Regions from separate parts of the Homo sapiens genome. Here region 2 is linked to region 1. Evidence: read pairs that join two places in POLR2A ChIA-PET (ENCODE). Cell type or tissue: MCF 10A. All regions are shown on one strand. Links, peaks and the distances in the headings refer to the core of each region. The heading gives the core; the rest is flanking DNA.

Region 1 (10,321 bases), core at 2,048-7,047:
CATTACCTATTATCTGGGTCTCTTCTGCTTTTTTGACTTCTGCCCTGAACAAGGGGTAGCATAGGGGATTCAGGGATTCTGAAACCAACTCAATGTATTTCTGCAGAGCTCTGAGCCAGCAGGGCCTCTCCTCAGATGAGAGGGCTGCTGAGGAATGAGGCTCTACTACTAGACAGCCCAGTGCTCCTCCCCCAAAAAAGTATTCATGAGTCTGGAGAGCCAAGGAGTGGGGTGCCCAGAGGGACAGAGGGAGTCAGCCAGTTCACTTCCCTTTCCATGCAAGAAGGGCTCGCCCACATTCCAGGATCAGGGATGGAACTCTGCTGCAGGACATGCAGGGGCTTTGAGGACAGTCTGGTCCACCCCTTCCCTTCTCACTTTGCCTGGCCCAGCTGCCCCTCTGTGGAGCCTGGGGCTCCAGCTTAGGGTGCCTGGGTCTCACAGATTCCTGGCCTCTTGCTTGCAGGTGCCGGCTGCCAGAAAGTTTTGCATATAAACAGTAAAGAGCTCCTTATGATCTTGACATACTTGGAATAAGCACAGCCATTTTTTTTTTCTCTTCCCAGAATTCAATAAAGGCCAGAAATTCCACAGGGCATCTGACTCAACTCTATTTTCTCCTTTCTCTTGTTTCCCAGCCCCCTCTCCAACACCATAACCTTGAAAGGGCAGCCCCAGGATCGGGTGCTCTGTAGCTGGGCATGAGGGTACTGCTGCACCTGGTGCCCGGGAGTCCCCTGACCTCAGTGAGGCCAGGGCCCACTTGTACACCCCACTGAGGGGTCACCTGTACACCCCGCTGAGGAATCAACTTTGTACTCAGGAGAGTGGGAAATGAGCAGGTGAGGGCCTAGGACAAAAGTCAGGCTAGGGTTCAAATCTGCTCCTCCACTTATCTACTGTTGGCAAATGAGTTCCCCTCTCCGAGCCTCAGTTTTCTCATGCCTAAAAGAAGTGTGTCAACAGTTTCTTCCTCTTAGAGTGGATGTAAGGATTGAATGGGTAATGCACAGAGAGCACTTCATAAACGATAGCTATAACAATTGCATCTTCGTTAGTGCTGAGCACTTGTCCTATTCCAATTACTGTATAAGAATCCAGGATCCTGAACTAAATTAGATATGTGCCAGGCCCTCAGAGACCACCTCAGCAAGGAGACAGACAAGGAAACAGGAGGCTTTGGGAGTTGCATGATTAAATGCATGATTCAATTAAATGTGTGATTCAAGATAGAGAGGAAGGTGGGATTAACCCTTTACAAAGAGATCAAGACAGTTTCGCAGAGGAAAGGACCCCTAAAAACGCTATCAAGGTTGAATAGGAGTCCTTCAGATAAACAAGGGAGAAAGGACATCACAGTTAGAGGAGATAGAACACTGTAAGACTCAGAGGCCCAGCCATCAAGCTCAGTTTGGAAGTCCAGGGTTCAGGTATCTAAAATGGGAAGAGACAAGGGTAATGGGAAGCTGGAAAGATGGGCAGAGTCCATCCCGGAAGGCTTTTGAGGCCTCCCCAAGGAAAGACCTAAACTTTTCCGTAAGGTGACTGCCCTGTAGTGAAGGATGCAACTGTCAGGGTTTCCTGCTAGGCAGACCTCTCTGGCCATAGTGGGAAGAGGACAGGAGCACACTCTGGAAGAGACTGAGGCTGGGTCAGAGTTAGAAGATGGATGTAAGGGGATAGGACAGGCACCCCACCCTTCAGTCATTCCCCTGCTCCTTCCTGATCTATCAGGGACCACCCGAACCATTTCTTACATAGTATTTCTCTTTATGCTAGTTCATTTTTAAACCATTTTATGTTGCTTCTATTGTACCATTATAGCCACCACTTCATTTTTTCCCTAATATATGCATAAAAATGCCACACTCTTAAAAGAAAAGTGTGGGCAGCAGTGACTCATGCCTGTAATCCCATCACTTTGGGAGACTAAGCTAGGCAGATTGCTTGAGCTCAGGAGTTCGAAATCAGCCTGGGTAACATGGCAAGACAGCGTCTCTACAAAAAATAAAAAATTAGCCGGGGTAGTGGCATGGGCCTGTAGTCCCAGCTACTGGGAAGGCAGAGGCAGGAGGATGGCTTGAGCCCAGAAGGTTGAGACTGCAGTGAGTGGAGATTGTGCCACTGCACTCCAGCCTGGGGGACAGAGCAAGACTGTCTCACAAAAAGAAAAGAAGGGAAGGCTGGGTACAGTGACTCATGCCTGTAATCCCAGCACTTCAGGAGGATGAGGCAGGCCGATCACCCGAGGTCAGAAGTTCGAGACCAGCCTGGCGAACATGGTGAAACCCGGTCTCTACAAAAATACAAAAATTAGGCCAGGTGCAGTGGCTCACGCCTGTAATCCCAGCACTTTGGGAGGCCAAGTGGGGGGCAGATCATGAGGTCAGGAGTTCGAGACTAGCCTGGCCAATATGGTGAAACCCCATCTCTACTAAAAAATACAAAAATTAGCTGGGCATGGTGGTGCACTCCTGTAGTCCCAGCTACTCGCAAGGTTGAGGCGGGAGAATCGCTTGAACCCGGGAAGCAGAGGTTGCAGTGAGTCAAGATTGTGCTGTTGTACTCCAACCTGGGTGACAGAGCGATACTCCATCACAAAAAAAAAAAAGAGAGAGAAGAGAGGAGAGGAGAGGGGAGGGGAGGAAAAGGGAGGGGAAGGGAAGGGGAGGGGAAGGGAGGAAAGGGAGGGGAGGGGAAGGGAGGGAAGGGAAGGGGAGGGGAAGGGAGGGAAGAAAAGAATATGTCCATTTGCCATTGGTCACGTCTTTGCCCACCAGTGGCATGTGACTCAGGCCTGGGGAACCATGGATCTTGCTAGTGATAAGAGGGTCTGATTTGGGAGGGATTGGGAACATGTTGGTCAAAAGATACAACATGTTATACAAATAACATGTTGGTTATTCAGTTAGGAGGAATAACTTCAAGAGATCTATTGTACACTATGGTGACTACAATAAGAATGTTTTGTATACTTGAAAATTGCTGAGAATAGATTTTACACGTTTCCCCTCCGCCACCTCCCCCACAACACAATGATTAGTATAAGGTAAGGCATATGTTCATTAGCTCTACTTGGCCATTCCACGATGTATACATATTTCCAAACACAATGTTGTTTACCATAAATATATACGATTTGTATTTGTCAATACAAAAATAAAATTTTTTAAAAGAGAGCTTGAGTCAGGCCATGGAAGCAGAGACAGGAGCGGGCTCTGCTCAGTGTGGTATCTGCCAGGCAGGCTCCCTTACTCCTGCTTCTACCTTCAAGGCTCTTGTGACTTTGCTTGGGCTGGCAACGCACAGCACTGTGGCTGCTCTGAGAGTGAGGACCAGCCCAGCCTCCCCCTGCCAAGCCCACCCGGACTGTTTCATCATTAGCGCCCCTCCTCATCCACAGCTCCGCTTAGGGCAGAAACAGGCAAAGGCACCTTCCCTAAAGCAAAAGAGATTTCAGCAGACCCAAGGATGACTCAGCTGTGGGATCCTTTGTGGGCAACTGGATTGTGCAGTATTAGTGAAAATATGTAGAGAGAGAGAGGAGGAAGAAAGGAAGGCAAGAAGGGAGGAGATGCACAATCAGATTCATCTTCACAAGAATTTTGTAAAGCAGGAATTACTGTACCCATTTTACAGATGGAAAACCAATCGCATTTAAGCCACCTGTCAAGATCGTTTCTAGTAAGTAAGAAATAGATCTAAGCTACTAGTCCAGATCTGTCTGACTGTAAAGCTGCTGCTTTCTTTTCCAAGAATAAGGTCCCTAATCACACCACTGTAGCAGAGCAACTGTTATTTTTTAAAATCCCCTTCCAATCTTCTCTTGTTCAGGTGCCGTAAAGGTATGTATCTTCCTTTTGTTCGCTTAATATTATATCATAAACACTTGCAATATTGCTAAATAGTCTTTATTATTATAATAATCACTTTTACATAATATTCCACCCTGTGGACATGCGGTGACTCACTTAGTCATCACTAAATATTTAGGTGGTTTCACCGTCTCAGGATTGTAAATCCTCCCTGCCCCCACCCTTCCTCTGTCAGGCTCCCCTGACATGAATCAGGGCTCCCACTTGCCCCATGTCTGGAAGGTTATGTAGGTCACCGGGACCTGGTTATGCCTGCCATAGTGCAGCAAGGCATTCTAGAGTTTCTCAGAAGGCTGAAGCTGCTGAGAAAGTTAAGTCCTCTTCCTCTTCCTCTTCCTTCCCACTGCCAGGCTTGGCATGGACTCCCCTGCCACTGCCTTCACCCACCCGGGCCACAAAATTGCAGCTGGTGCAGACTGGAGATGCCAAAGGCTGGTTGAGGTGGGTTTGGGCTCTTGCAGCTGGTGAAGGCAGCCCCATGCCCAGACATCTCAGGAGCCAAAGGGCACCCAGGTGACCCCAAGGACTGGTCAGCAATGAGTCCAGCACTGGGATGGGAGCCGGATCCCTGAAAAGAGCCCACAGCCTTGCTTGGTCCCCATTTCCTTGAGAAGCCCCTTCCGGAGAGTTTTCTGTGTTTTGCCCCTCAGGGAACATGGCCACATCCCAAACTGGCTCCCCAGCAGCTCCAGGCTGGACTGTGGAAGCAGAAACCCTCCTGGCAGGCAAGCAGACACCACAACCGCCTAAGGTGAATGGCCCAACAGCACATTTTCAGGATACTTCTCTGTTTTATCTGTTTGCAAAGCAGATATTTGGGGAGGTTGGGCTCAGAATTGCTTCATGGCTTTGCCAGTCCCATGGGAAATGGTTCGCATTCTTAGCATAGTTGGAGGGCTGTGAAGCAAGAGAGGACTGCTCCGAGGCCTCTCTGGGACCAAGGAAGATGAGCCACTACCTCGGCATCCTCTCTCCTTGGATGGGTTCTGGTGTGGGAGACACTGAATGTTCTTTCCAAGAGGGCGGAGTGGTGGGATCTCTAGAGGGGCTCTGTGGAGAGAGTCATCACATTACTTATGTAAGCCCAGGGCTGCGAGTGCTTTCAAGGGTCATGTTATACCAGCTCCTGCCCGGAGAAACACACACTCAGTGCCAGCAGAAATGGGCTTCTTCAGAGGCCCAGAAAGCATTGATGACAGTAGTTTTCTCTAGCCAGTGGTTTTCCATTTCTTCTGGGTACATTGCTGTTTGTATTTTTTAAATAAAGAATATGTATCATTTAAAAGCAAAATCCCTAAAGGTGTTTTTGAATTAATAACTAAATGAAAAGGCCTCAAGAGCCAGGGCATTTTATCTCCTGCCTTGACAGTAAACCCCCGAGTGGAGCAATCTTTCTTGCCAGAAAATCATGTCAACCCTTCGTCCTCTTTCCTGCAGCCGATCGAATGCCTGCTGCACTGCTGAAGAGGAAACAGAGTCGTGGCCTCCGGGAGGGGGCTCAAACCTGTGACTGGTGCATGTTCGCCATTAGACACACTGGCTGGTGACCAGCAGCCCCACCTACAGAATTCCCTGGAATGAGGAATGGCATTCCTGAGACCACTCAGCAGAGACTACCTCAAAAGGCGCTGCTCAATGCCAGGAAATGCAGCGAGAGAAAATCCCCTTCCGGTGCCACCTCTGTGGCCAGCACACAGGTCCCCTGCTCAGCGGGTGTGTGTAGACGTGCCCTCAGGAAGCTCAGCCCAAGGCCCTCTGGAAGTGGCCACAGCTGGACCACACGGAACTCATCCACTGCTTCTTTGGAGCTCCAGGAAAGCGCCAGAAGAGGGGCACTGAGGCAGAGGGAAAGCTAAGCAGCCTGTGGCTCAGGGGACTACCTTGCAACTGCTTGAATGTAAAGCAGGCAGAGAAATCCTCCTGGGAACCTGAGGCCAGGTGTATGAGTGGGATTTAAGAGAGGCCAGCGCCCCTTCCGGGGTGGCCCCAGCCCAGGAGGAGGGCGTGAGAGGCACACCTGGGAAGTGTCAGAGCCTGACAGGCGTGAGCTGGAGGCCTGGCAGGAGAGTGCTCTCACCACCTGACCATCCTGGAAAGCTGTCAAAGTCCCAGTGCCCATGCCACACCCCACAACAATCCAATCAAACTCTTTGGAGGTAGGACCCAGGCGTCTCTGATTTTTAAAATTTCCAGGTAATTAAAATATTCAGCCATGCTTGAGAACCAGTGCTTTAAAGAGATATCTGATGCATCCCAGGCTCATCAAACAAAACAAGTAGGGCTCTTCCTGAGTGATTCATCAAGCTACCTTCTCTCTAGAGGCCCTCTTCACTACTCTAGTCTCTCCAAATCCCTGCCATTCCTCCACATCCATCTCCATTGCCACCTCCTGATGGGAGCCCTCCATGGCTGCCCCAGCTGCAGTGAGTGCCTTTCTTCAAGGGCCCCTGTCACTGAGGACCTGCATAGCCATACATAGCCATCAGCTGACAGGTGTTTGCCCGTCCATTTGAGCAATCCATTCCTGTGGGGGCAGGTACTATGTTGTCCATCATGCTTTCTCACAACCTGCTGACCTACCACCTACCACAATTCACTGCCCACATTATATGCTCAATTAGTGTTTTCTGGCTGACTTACATCCTAGTGCATTTCAACATTTCAAGCAATCTTGGTAAGAGAGTTGAAAGAATGTCTGATTCAAATTAGTGGTTTTGTTGGTGATCAGTGATTGTGGTGATAGAGATGTATATGATAGGAATGGTATAGGAAGAATGGCCAAGAAATGCCTCTCAGGCTGTCTCCCAAGATGGTATGTATAACCCATATAGCCCAATCCTCAGGTGGTCCAGTCCCTGCACTGAACATCTTCAAAGATGTGGTAGTTCCACAGGGCAGTAGGCAATGACAGGTATTTTCTAATTAAAAGCACTTCAAATATTTACTACAGTCTCTTGAGGAAACTTAAATGTGGCAAACCAAACACATGCATTTATATCTACTGAGGAGCCTTGAGGGGTGAGGAGAAACAAAAATGTATTCCAGCCAGTGAGACCAGCAGTGATGGGGACAGAGGGACACAAAGCCCTCCCCGGTTCTCAGAATGGCAAGAGGTCTTGTGAGTGTGGAGTGTAGGGAGGAATGGTTAAAAGAGACTGAGAAGGAGCCAGTATACAAATGGGCTTGAGTCATGAGCCAAGGGGGTAGATTCCAGGTTTTACCATCCAAAGCCTACAACTAACAAGTGGTGTGATCAGATCACTCTGGCAACATGCAGAGGGCAGGACACCGTCAGGCCACTAGAGCAGCGGTGGGGAGAAAGGGCCAGGCAGAAAAGGGCTGGGAGATGTGGCCCAGCCACTATCAGGTCCACCTGCGGTTGCCGAAGAAGATGCTTCTATGCCCCGTTCCCTGTGTGGTGTGTTCTCAGGCCTGGGGCTGGCATTGAAGGTGCTCCTACACACCTTACCCAAGACTTGCTTCCACCCAGTGCTAACTGGCCACTCCATGCCACTGCTCCAGGCTCTGAGCGGAGGTCAGATAGCCCCCCAGTTGCTGGGAGGGCCAACCTCAGCTGCCTTCACACACAGCCCAACATTTTCACCTTATGTACAAGCCAAAGGATATGTATAGTCACCACCAGATAGAAAACAAGCAAATCTTTAGGCTCAGACAATATGAAATATATATCAGCGACTTAAAAAAATGTATGCCAATTTTTACCAAAAGAATTTCAGAGTCTGGGCTGCTTGGGTTTTCCAGGAAGCTGATGTTGAGATAGGGTTAGGAATGCAAGGTTAAAGAGGGTGAGGGTAACGCCTGGGAATGAAATGGGGCAAAAGTAAGAGTGGAGTTCTCAGACCTGCAGGCCTGACTTTCTGCCAGTCATCCAGTGAACTAAAACAAAAACAGCCCATTAGAGGACTCCTGTGTTGGAAATGTGGAAACGATGGAATGGCTGGGCCCTCATACCACCATCTTGCTCAGTCATTGGACAGGGACACCCAAAGAAAATCATAAACTTGGTCCAAAAGCTGAGTAGACCCTGTAGGAGCCAACAGTGGTAGGCTGCCAGCTGAGCACAGCCTTGAAGCAGGGCAGTTTTTTTTTGTTTGTTTGTTTGTTTGAGACCAAGTCTCGCTCTGTCTCCCAAGCTGGAGTGCAGTGGCACGATCTCGGCTCACCGCAACCTCTGCCTCCTGGGTTCAAGCGATTCTCCTGTCTCGCCCTCCCAAGTAGCTGGGACTACAGGCGCGTGCCACCACACCCTGCTGATTTTTTTTTTTATTTTTTAGTAGAGATGGGGTTTCACCATGTTAGCCAGGATGGTCTCGATCTCCTGACCTTGTGATGTGCCTGCCTCGGCCTCCCAAAGTGCTGGGATTACAGGCGTGAGCCACTGCACCCGGCACAGCTGGGCAGTCTTTTACTGGGGCAATGTGTCTTCTGTTGGACGCATCTTGGAGCAGCACAGCTGAGCAACGCATCCTCGTGTCTGTCATGAAGTCCTCCCTCCTCCCAGCCTCCAGTCTCAGTGGGCCACACATAGCATGTTTGAACCCTCTGTGCCAGTCCCCATAAGGAGCCCTCCTCACTATCCCCATCACCTTCTTTCCCTGCCGCCTCAGCAGGCAGAGGGCACCTCTTTCCAGGGATCTACTCTGTCCTCTCCCTCCCTTCAATTCTTAACACTGAAGTCCTCTTCTTTTGTTTGTCTCCTCCTAACACTCTGTCCAAAACCCATCACCAGCAAAATCAAAACATAAATGACTAGCTAGGCAAAGATCTGTACCTTTTGAACCACTAAAGGCTAATCTTCCTAAGACATAAAAAGCTCAATACAAGTCACAGATATAACTAAACTGAAAAAAAGGAGCAAACGATATGAATGGACAGTTTATGGAAAGGAAGTCCAAAAGACCCTTAGGTGAAAAGACACTCAACCTGACTCATAGTAAAAGAAATTCAAGTTAAACACCATTTAATTCAAGTAAGACACCGTTTTCGGCTATCAGATTGGCAAAGATCAAAAAGTTTGATTCAGCGCAGCGTTGGCGGGGAAACAAGCAGGCTCACAGGCTACTGGTGGGAACGTGAATTGGTAAAGCCATGCAGAGGACAATTTGGCAGTGTCTCTCTAAGTTACAAATTCCCATGACCTTCAAAAGGCAGTTGAATGTAATGGTTAAGCGCACAGACTGGAGTCAGAACACCTCGGTTTGAATTCCAGCTCTACAAGTCCTTTACCTTCTCTGTACCTCAGTTTTTCTCATCTGCAAAATGGAATGATAATAGTATCTCCCTCAGGAGATTGTTGCAAGGATTAAAATACCTTAATTATTGTAAAGCACTTACAACAGTTCCCAGCTCTTAGTAAATACCCATGCAGATGTTAACCATCATTATTATTAATTGACCTTGCAATTCCACTACCAGGAATTTATCCTACAGATATGCTTGCACATGTGCTAAAGAGTACACAATGTTATTCATTGCAGCACTGATGCCATTGAGGAGAAGACTGGAAACAATTCAAATGTCCATGAACAAGCTAAGCTGGCAATGGTGCATGTGTATAATGCAATACTATGGGGATACAAAATAATAATAATAATGAAAGAGCTCTTTAGTCTGATCCAGTAGGTGCAGAATGCCGCCATAAGTTTTTAAATAAGGAGAGTAGCACAAAAACAAGTCCACATTCCCTTATCCACAATTATAAAATTCAAAAATCTCCAAAGAACACAATTAAAAAATAAATAAATAACACAAACACATTTGGTAGCAAAACCTGGCTGAACTCAACTGACTTAAGGCAGATTATGGCTTTATTTATTTTACTTGGTGCAGAAATATTTGTGTATTTTATCACAGGCTCTGCTGGGAGTGTGATAGAATATACATACTACCTTTCTACACTCCTTGAATTCCCAACTCCAAAATACAACTGCCCCCAAGCTTCCAGATAAGGGATTGTGGACCATAAGATTATCTACCTTTTTTTTTTTTTTTGCATTAAAATATCTCTTGAAGTATACACAAGAAACTAGCACCAGTTGCCTCTAAAAAAGGGCAACCAAGGCCAGGCGCAGTGGCTCATGCCTGCAATGCCTGCACTTTGGGAGGCCAAGGCGGGCTGATCACGAGGTCAAGAGATCGAGACCATCTTGGCCAACATGGTGAAACCCCGTCTCTACTAAAAATACAAAAATTAGCTGGGCATGGTGGCACACACCTGTAGTCCCAGCTACTCGGGAGGCTGAGGCAGGAGAATTGCTTGAACCTGGGAGGCGGAGCTTGCAGTGAGCCGAGATCGCGCCACTGCACTCCAGCCTGGGCGACAGAGTGAGACTCTGTCTCAAAAAAAAAAAAAAAAAAAAAAAAAAAGGGCAACCAGACTGGGAGGGGGAATTTTCACTTCACTGTATTTCAATCCAAACATTTTA
Region 2 (10,321 bases), core at 2,880-7,879, 85 kb after region 1:
CAGGCTGGAGTCCAATGGTATGATCTTAGCTCACCGCAACCTCTGCCTCCAAGGTTCAAGCGATTCTCCTGCCTCAGCCTCCCCAGTAGTTGGGATTACAGGCACGCATTACCATGCCCAGCTAATTTTGTATTTTTAGTAGAGACGAGGTTTCTCCATGTTGGTCAGGCTGTTCTCAAACCCCCAACCTCAGGTGATCACCCACCTCAGCCTCCCAAAGTGCTGGGATTACAGGTGTGAGCCACCGCATCCGGCTTAAAAGACTTTTGACAAACACAGCAGGCTCTTGCTTTTGTCTTTTTTATCCCTCAGGCTCTACTTTCCAGGGGTAGCTACTACCTCAGCTAGGTCTGTTTATTTTTTCTTCCTCTTTTTTTACTTTCGTCATTCTAAATCAATGTAGAATAAGTCTTTGACTTTCTAGTATCATAACTGAGCTCTTTCTCATTTCTCTCTTAAATCCTCCAATGTAGTTACGTAACTTTTTTGTAAAAATAGCAGTATTTACATTATTGTGTACACAGGTATTGCTAAATAGTGACTTATGATTTTTTTTATACATTTTTGTTTTTCCCACAGCAAATAATTGCATTTTATCAAAATTGCGTTTTGATTCGTTACCTATTTATCTTTGGCTGTGTTCCCTCAACTACTCCAAGAAGTATGTTAAATGCCTTTTGATTTTTTTTTTTTCCAGGTAGCACATTAAATCATCTATCAGTGCCACTTGGTTTCCTCTTAGAGACTTCTTGGTCTGGAGCATTCCATCCTCTTGCTCCAATCTAGATAGTACGATTATTTTTTCTGGGACTTCCTGTTACTTCTTTCCTGTCTTGGAACCTCTGTTTTTTAGATCTCCTGTCTTCCTTTTTCTTGGTTTGCTTCATTTTGCTACTATGTATGTATCCTCAGTAGCTTCTTAGGAAGGAATGATGGGAGATAAATTACTTGAGGCCTTGAATGTCTGAATGTATCTATCCTGTCCTCATACTTTATAGATGGTTTGGCTGAATTTAAAATATTAAGTAGAAATACATTTTTTCATAATTTTGATGGCATATTCACAGTTTTCTGTCTTAAGGGTTTTTGATGAAAAGTCCAAAGCCATTCTGATGCCTCTTTTTTTCTGTTTTTTTGAAGCTCAGGTTCTTTTTCTCTGGCATTCTGAAGTTTTATAAGTTTTTGTGTGGTTGGTTGGTTGGTTCTTTCCTTCCTTTCTTCCTTTTCTTTCTTGTATTACCTTAGTGGGTCCTTTCAATCTAGAGACTCTTTTTAGTTTTCAGAAATGCTTTTTTTTTTTTTAATAATTCCCACCCTTTATTTTCTCTCTCTCTGTGTGTGTGTGTGTGTGTGTGTGTGTGTGTGTGTGTGTGTATTTCTTTCTGAGATGTCTGTTGGTTTGGTTGTTGAACCCACTACAAATGATCTTTAAATTTTCTTAACTAATCTCATGTCTTACGTATTTCTTTGTACTGGAAGGAGTGGGAGGGGGGGAATGGTTCTCAATTTTAATGATCATGTTTTTAAATTTTAGAATCTTTTTCTGTTTCCATTTCATTGCATCTTATTTTATGGATGTATTATCTTTACTTATCTCTGATGTGTGTATTTTTATTTTTTCTTTGTGTTTAATATATTTTTAATATTTCTTCTGTTTCCTCCAGTGTGGTTATTCATTTCAGGGATCTTTTCTTTGTTTGTTTAAGTCATAAATATCTGGTGATCCTTGACTGTCTATAATGAAGAAAAAGATCCTGAGGAGCTGATTGCAGAGGAGAGAACATGTGTGTATTGGTGGTCTAGTGACTTGTGAGTTCAGGTGGACTTTTCATTGGGAGTCTGCCCCGAATATCAACACCTTTACATCTCGTTTGGGGCCAGTGTTCACAATGAAGAAATCATCATCTCCTGCCTCTGGTATGCTTGGTGATATGCCAGCTGCCAGGGTTTGGGTTACCTGGCTGAGGGAGGGATGGAGGCTGTAGCCTTCGACTTCTGGCTACAGTTCTCCTGTCACTGTGATTCAGTTTCTTCAGAAAAAACTTTGGGTTTCCTGCTGGAACTGGGGATCCAAAAGCTTTGAACACCTCTTTCGGTGGCTCCCCCCTTGTCTAGGCTAAGCCTCACATCAGCCTTTGGCATCTCCTTGGTGCCTCAAGACCTGAGCCTCTTGGAGGTCCTGAGGGGCAGTGACCATTCCTTCAAGTACTTTGCCATCTTGCAAAAGTTTGTTTAAAAAAGCATGTTGTCTTTCCTTTTCTGTTTGTCCTTATGGTTTGATGTCTTTGTGATTTTTTTTTTTTAAACTATCATTTTAGAGGAATTTTGGAAGGAAATGGAGGTAAGGGATTATGGTCATTCCACAATGTGTAAATGGCAGTTAGGGTTTGGGTTTAACTATTGAAGATGACGTGTGGCAGTCTTTTTATATGAACAATATTACGAGTAGTTAATGGTGGTTGTAGTAGTAGTTGACACTTTTAAAAGTGCTGTCTTTTGTCTGTGTGGGGCATAGAGGTCATCCCTGTGTTATGTACTGTCATTTCCATTTTATAGATGAGTGTTAGTCTGCTCAGGCTGCTGTAACAAAGTACCATAAATTGGGTGGATTGTAAACAACAGAGATTTATTTCTCACAGTTTTGGAGGCTGGGAAGTCCAGGATCAAGGCTTTGGTAGATTTGATATCTGCTGAGAGCCCTCTTCCTGGTTTATGGATACTGCTTTCTCCCTGTGTTCTCACATGGTGGAAGGGGCAAACGAGCTCCCCTGGGTCTTTTTATAAGGGCTCTAATCCCATTCATGAGGACTGCTCTTATGAGCTAATCACCTCCCAAAGGGCCCTACCTGCTAATACCATCCCTTAGTGGTTAGGATTTCAACATAGAAATTTTGGGGTGACACAGAGAAATGAGAAAACAATAATCTTAGAGTAGGTATGTATTAATGACTAGCCTGGTTTTTTGGTAGTAGTAGGGCACACGGTCCTGATGGAAGTGTATAAGTTCTGAAACACCGAAAGCTTCAGAAGCTTTTAAACTCTGGTTGGCCTTCCTGTGTTCCTGGGCCCTGGTTCATCGCTTGCATTTACAAGCCTGTTACTTGCATAACAGGCTGCAATGTAGGCATTCATTTCTGCATTTTACTGATGAGGACCCTGATTCAGGGCCTTTTGGACAGTGAGTAGAAGGCCAGGTCTTGACTCAGTCCTGCCTGAGACCTGAATTCATACTGTCTCTTTATCAGCTCTGGAGGAGTGCAATTAACCAAAAACTCAAAGAGTAGAACCGCAAGCCTCCTGCCACAGGTGCTTGTTTGTGGTCTTTATTATTATGCTAATTATTCTTGCATCCTCCCATGTTCTTTAATTGATAATTTTCATTGTACTGAGCTCTGTGGAATTCCGGAGCCTGTGAAGGTGGCATATGGCTGGGCAGTGCCAGAAGCTTGGGAAGAACATGCTGGTGGGTGGGTGGGGAATGGTATAAACTGGTTATGCCAACAGTGGTGGTGGTGATAGGGGTCAGGGGGACTTTTGGGAAGAGGCCCCATCTCCCACCAGTTAGAAATTAACTTTGGATAACTTGCTTCTCCTCTTAAAATAAATATCTTCTGGAAAAGTCAAGAATGTTCACATTTTATTTAAAATCAAGTCAATACTAGTTGAAATCACTGTGTCCCAAATCAGTCCAGAAAATTTTTTTGAAGCTAAACCAAGTACCATATATTGTGGTAGAAAATGACAATTCAAAATTATTACACTCCTTTCCCTGAAGATCTCAGAATTTTGTAGGGGAGACTTGCATTTATGACTGTAACAGAGATAAGAGTTATATTGCTGGTTGACATAAGTTATTGTAGGAGCACTTACTTTTGACTGTGGAAAGGGCGGAGGGGAGACAGGCTTAGAGAGTTTAGGAAACTTGTCCCAGGGAAAAAAAAGACATTTGAGCCTCATCTTGAAGGATGAATTTGATAGGCAGAAAAGAGCAGTTCATACCAGGCTGAGAAAGTAGTGTGAACAAAGACATAGAGGGTGGAAGCAGCTGTGTGAAATTGTGGGGTAGGAAAAATCTAATGTGGCTGAGGTGAAAAATTAGCAAAGCCATGGAGCGCCACAGGATAAAGCTGGAAGGTAGGCTGAGGTTAGAGTAGGAATTTGAACTCTTACAGGTGAATTCTTCAGTGAGCTGCTAAAGAATGCAGACTAGGAGAGTGCGCAGTCAGGTCTGGGTTATAGGGAAGATAACTTTGGCCCCAGTGAAAAGGATGGCTTTGGAGAATGAAATGCTGGATCTGGGAAATGAGATAGAGCCAACCTTGTGATGATAAGAGGGATCAACTAAGGCAGTTGAAGGGGTGGGATGGATTTGTGAGGAATTTGGTGAGTTTGGAGAAGACTTAGTAGAAGAGACTTTAGGGCTAAAGAAAGGGGAGGAGTCACAGAGGAATCTAGGGTTTCAGATTTGGGCAACTGAACCAAAGGACCCTTTCCTTTTGGGAGAAGTGGTTGGTCAAGGGAAAGAAAAAGGAGATGAACCATGTATTCCTCTCCTCCCAGCACCCCTCTCTCCTAAATCTCAGAGCCCATGCTTGGTGGGGAGGAGGGGTGGAGGGTTGAAGGTGTCCTCTGCCCATGAGTCTGGCATAACCTGCCAGAGGGCCCAGATCCTGGGTGGGTTTTTGGGAGGTTAGCACTCTGCAGCAAATCCTTAACCCTAGGCGTTTTGGTGGAGTTGGTATTTATTTGAATCCATGTGTTCTTCATTGGGAGACAGGCAGAGACATTGTGCAATTGTGGGTTTGAGGGTTGTTTTTTTTCCTCATGCTACACATGTGAGAGAACTCTATCCAATTATGGCTAAACCTGTCCCCTGTGAGTCACATCCTGAGTTGACTGGTCAATTCCAAAGGTGCTGCCTAAAATGCTGTTTGGATTTTAAGAATCACTTTTGGGACAAATCAAACATGTGAGTATTTATTCAGGCACCTGAGTTGAGAAGTTCCATAGCATTACTTTTGGTGTTTTGATGCAGTTACGCCAATGTTCTGAAAAATCTTGCCAGCTACACATCCTAAAGCAAAACAAAAACTTGTACATGAAACAGAACCATTAGCTACTCTAAAATTATGTCACACTTAAAGGTATACATTTTTGTGCGTTGTTGATGTAAATCAAGTGCAATATTTTCTAATAAAAATTTTATTAAACAGCATTCATTTGTGAAGGTCCTCTTAAAATGTGCCAAAATAAACGTGTGTGTATTGCTCAGTTACATAATAAACAGTTGTTGAATGATTCTTTTTGTGTGTTCAGCAGTGATAATGCTGAGTGGATTTCATAGGTCTCATTCTTATCTTTTTTTTTTTTTTGAGACGGAGTTTTGCTCTTGTCACCCAGGCTGGAGTGTAATGGCATGATCTCGGCTCACTGCAACCTCTGCCTCCTGGGTTCAAGCAATTCTCCTGCCTCAGCCTCCTGAGTAGCTGGGATCACAGGCGTCCACCACCATTCCCAGCTAATTTTTGTATTTTTGGTAGAGATGGGATTTCAGCATGTTGGCCAGTCCAATCTTGAACTCCTGACCTCAGGTGATCCACCCACCTTGGCCTCCTTTCAAAGTGCTGGGATTACAGGCGTGAGCCACCTTGCCCGGCCTCATTCTCATTCTTATATAAATTTTAAGCTGGAATAGACAGCACACAAGTCTCTAGTTAGGGATCACCTGTAATTTAGGGAGGAGGAGGAAGAGCGTATCTTGCTGTATGCCAGGTACTTTACATATGTTCTCTTTTATCAACCATAGGAAGTCGGTGGCATTGACTGTTTTTTGTTTGTTTGTTTTTAAACAGATAAAGCTGAGATGCTGAGGTTGTGGGCAATTAACAGAATTTGCTGTAGGTCACAGAGATGTGTGGGGCTATGTGACTCCAAAGTGCGTGCTTTCTCTACTGTGCTGCCTTTGAAGGTTGACAGTTGACTTAGTCTTTAACCAAAATCATCTGAGAAGCTTTAACAAACTACAGATTCCTTGACCTACCCTGAGCAATTTGTTGAATTGATCTGAGATGGGGCTCAGGTAAATTAACGTTTTGAATGCCATGTTTAATTAATTACAGGAGGTACAGGTTTTCCACATTTGAACGTCTCTGAAATCAGAACCATGTTATAATCAGTGGGGAGAGTCATCAGTTAATAGCTTTTTTCTTTCTTAGTGGCACAAAAAATAAGGATGTACTTTAGATTAAATGAAATATGATATTATAAAAAGGTGATACTGTAAAGGGAACTTAAATACATAGTTTGTCACCTTTCTTTTTTTTTTTTTGAGATAGAGTCTTGCTCTTTCTCTCAGGCTGGAGTACAGTGGTGCAATCTCAGCTCACTGCAGTCTCTGTCTCCCAGCTTCAAGCGATTGTCGTGCCTAAGGCTCCTGAGTAGCTTGGGACTACAGGCGTGCACCACCACGCGTGGCTAATTTTTGTATCTTTTTTTTTTTTTTTTTGGTAGAGATGGCGTTTCACCATGTTGGCCAGACTGGTCTCGAACTCCTGACTTCAAGTGATTTCCCTCCCCCACCAACCCTGTCTGGGCTTCCCAAAGTGCTGGGATTACAGGTGTGAGCCACCATACCAGGCCTCCACCTTTTTTATGTGCATATGCATGTGTTTGTCACAACTTTCAGAATTGTAAAATTCACTGGTGGTATTTATTATTTGCTTACAGCAATAGCTGTGTAGTAATGCCCTTGCAGGGAAATCATAAAATGAATGAGATATTGTCATTAGATTAAGAGCAATAGCAAGGTTACTTTTCAGCCAAGAAGCTGCAGGCAAGGAGAAATGTCAGTGGTTCTCAGCCTTTTTTTGTGAAAGCCTTAGGCCCTTTCCCTAGAAAAAGGCATGAATGTCCACACATACTAAAATTTGTATACTGTGCTAGGACCTCTAGACTTTTGGGGCCTTTGAGGGACTCCTGATGAAAAGCTTAATGGGTACACCTGAGTGTCACAAAAACTGGTATATGTCATATTCTGTTTTACATCCTAAGATCTGACCTCCTACATGAATTTTTTTGAAAATTTGCATATATTAAGATTCACTCTGTTGAAAAGTTATGTAGGTTTCGACAAATGCATAGTGTCCTATATCCACTACAGTATCATAGACAGTAGTTTGCACCTTTAAAAAGTCCCCTGTGAATGGGGCATTTGTATTTATAAATACTCCCTCCCTTATATTTTAAATAAGGTGCTTTAAAAATGTATTTATTATGGAACATTTCAAAAATTCAAAATAAGGCATAATAATATAATGAATCTCTGTATACCCGTCATCCAGCTTCAGCAGTTCTCAACTCATAGCCAATTCTGTTTCATCTCTACCACCTTACCCCTACTCCACTCATTTGCCCTCACTCTCCTTATCCTCTACTTAGATTATTTTGAAGCAAATCTAGACATAATTTCATAAAAATATTCCAATATGTATATCTGAAAGAAATTCTTAAAAAATCTAAAATAACCATTATTGCACATTATTAAGAAATTAAGAATTTATAAATATCAAATATCTAAGCTGTTGAGCTTTTCCTGATTTATAAATATGTAAATGTATATGTAGAGACTCTTCTTGCCTACGACCTGGATCCACTCTTATCCCTGCCCCTCCCTGCACCACTCAGTTCCCTTGGTGCCAGACTCCTTCTCACCCTGGAGTCTACATTAGATGGCACCTCTGCCTTGCGTTCTTTCCCCAAATCTTTACATGGCTGGTACTTTCTAGATCTCAACTTAAAATGTCAATTCCCCAGAGAGGCTCATCTTCCTAGGGTTGATCCCCAGTGCCTCTCTGTGCTATCACACTGTTTTAAGCATCTGATACTTTTTTGGTTGTTTCCATCTCCTTTAGTGAAAGTTCTGTTTGAATAGACACTTTTTAGGTTGTTCCACTTTCTATTTTTAGCACCTAAAACAGTATCTGACATGTAGTAGGTTTTCATTAAAAGTGGAACAAATGAGTAAACAAGTGAATCATACTTACAAAAAAATTCACTATCCTGTGCCTTACTGGAGTCATCATTCTGTTGATCATTTCCCATGGCCTGCTTAGTTATTATCCAAAAGGGAAATTAGACTGAAGCTATACTTACTAATGGAAGTTTACATATGTTAATTTTTTATAGCTGCTTTTCTTTTCTTTTTTTTCCCCCTTTTTGAGACAGGGTCTCTCTTTGTTGCCCAGGCTGGAGTGTAGTGATGCAGTTACGGCTCACTGCAGCTTTGATCTCCCAGACTCAAGTGATCCTTCTGTCTCAGCCTCTAAATAGCTGGGACTACAGGTGTGAGCTACCATACCCCACTAATATAAAAATTTTTTTTTGTATAGATGAGGTCTCCCTGTGCTGCCCAGGATGGTCTGAAACTTCTGGGCTCAAGGGATCCTCCCACCTTGGCCTCCCAAAGTGCTGGGTTTACAGGTGTGAGCCACTATGCCTGGTCTTGATAACTTATTTTCTTTGGAGTTGCCTAATTTGCCTCTCCCATTCCCTTGCTGTCTCTGGGTAAGGCGCCTCCCATGTCGACTTCCATAGCTCCATACCCTGCATAAGCAGACCTGTATCACTGCACCCATCATATTTTGTCTCTCCCCTACTGCACCGAGGCTACCTTATGGCTTGGCACAGAGCAGTCTCTCAATAGACTGTTGGCCCACGCTACAATTGGAGGATGTGAAGTATTCAAGAGAGATTCCGGCAAAAGCCTTTATCAGTAATGAAAAGCTAGGAAATACAATTTCTAATTTTTTTTCCCCAAAATGCATAACCTGCTGTCCTATCCAGTCTATTTTCCATCTTATATACAGTATAGTTTTCAGCCCTAGCAATTTGACTTGGGTCTTTTTGTATTTTCCATGATTCTACTTAACTTTTTGACCATGTGGAGTACAGGTATAATAGTTGTTTCAGTGTCCTTGCTTGTATTCTAACATTTGTGCCTGTTCTGTGTTGATTTTGACGACATATCATGTTTACTTCCTGAAGTGGCACAGTTAGGAAAAGTTAGTGCCTGCAGATTCCTGGCTTTTCCTTGGGAGGAACAGGAGATTCCCTTCCATGTCTTCTTGAAGCTGATTTCTAAACCACCTATCAGGACCAAAAGGGTAGGCTTACCTGCTTTTCTTTAGGCAGAAAGAAGGCAGTCTGAAGGACGGAGGGGAAGAAGGGGTATATTTATGTTGTCTGCTGTTGTTGGTCATGCATACGTTCTTTCTCTGGAAAGCTCTCTCTAATCCTCCTTTCTGTGTATGAACATACACTCTCAAGACAGTTCTATCAAGACACTTAGGGTTGCAGGACAAATATATGAGGAAATGCTGAAGAATGTGGCAGAGAATTACACGAAAAATCATATTTAATCCACAGATTATTGCTTGAACAGCTATGGGATTGAAGATTTACATGCTTATTCAACTATGGGGAAAGGATGCCCCTGTTCTACAGTCTAATATTTTAATTCCTTGTCTTATAATGTAGTTAAACATTAGGTCTCAGCTAATTTTCTAGGCATAATATGACCACAGCTAGATTTATTACATTCTGATGAACAAACTGTTATTTTATCGATTTCAGCTTGTTACTTTCCATAACCTAAGAGCATTTGAAATAAGAGCTCCTTGTTTACTTTCCTTTTAGCATTCATTAAAATGTATTCAGTGGTTTAATACATGTTAAGTGATATTGGTTTTTTCTCTGATTAATGGCTCATATTACCACTGTCCTCAGAATCTAGAAGATTATCTTGACTAAATGAATTTTTACTTAAGGTTTAAATGGCATATGGAAACTGTGGATGATATAATAAAATAATAGTGTTTTGGCTGACACTAGGAAACCATGGATGATATCATAGAGTAATAGAATTTTGCGGCTGAGGAGAGGGACATTAACATCATCTGGTTTAACTTTTTTGTTTTGTAGTTGAGAAAATTGTTGTCTAGAGAGGGCGGTTAAGTAATTGGTTGCCAAAGGTCATTCAGCTACCTACTGGTGAAGCCAGGGGAAGGGAAGTAAGAACTGTGAACTCTGCTTTAGTTCTCTTTCTATGACATCACTTTTGTTTTTTTGCCTTAACTAATGGTTCTTGACATTTTCTTTAAAGTATCATTTTCTTTAAAACCCATTTTCTTTAAAACCCATCTTTGATGTAGTTGACTTTTATCGACAGCCAGCCATTCATGCATCTAATATTTAAGTAGTTACAAGTAAACTAAGACCCCAGCCTTGTTTGTGAGATGTGCAAGGTAATAGGAAGATGGACATT

What was found. Peaks named below come from ENCODE experiments on the same cell type or tissue, not always from the same donor. Only the 100,000 strongest peaks of a DNase experiment are listed, where the experiment ranks them.
Region 2: POLR2A ChIA-PET joins it to region 1 with 5 read pairs; 5 of 35 experiments call an interaction of 5 or more read pairs at or near these places.

What each region holds. Positions count from the first base shown.
Region 1 is chr3:134,321,519-134,331,839 of GRCh38, reverse strand. It overlaps LOC105374118 (a long non-coding RNA gene), which reads left to right and starts at 3,146. Exons shown (of 2, transcript XR_924518.4): 1 at 3,146-4,626; 2 at 5,313-6,819. RefSeq lists enhancers at 448-1,013, 4,539-4,833, 4,619-4,913 and a silencer at 4,619-4,913. In MCF 10A, for the core only: no CTCF peak of the experiment used is centred there; DNase peaks (open chromatin) are centred at 3,459, 4,039 and 4,789.
Region 2 is chr3:134,237,357-134,247,677 of GRCh38, reverse strand. All of the region lies in intron 1 of RYK (receptor like tyrosine kinase), which reads left to right. Among named protein-coding and RNA genes, the nearest start is that of RYK, 8.3 kb to the left of the region's middle. In MCF 10A, for the core only: no CTCF peak of the experiment used is centred there; a DNase peak (open chromatin) is centred at 4,827.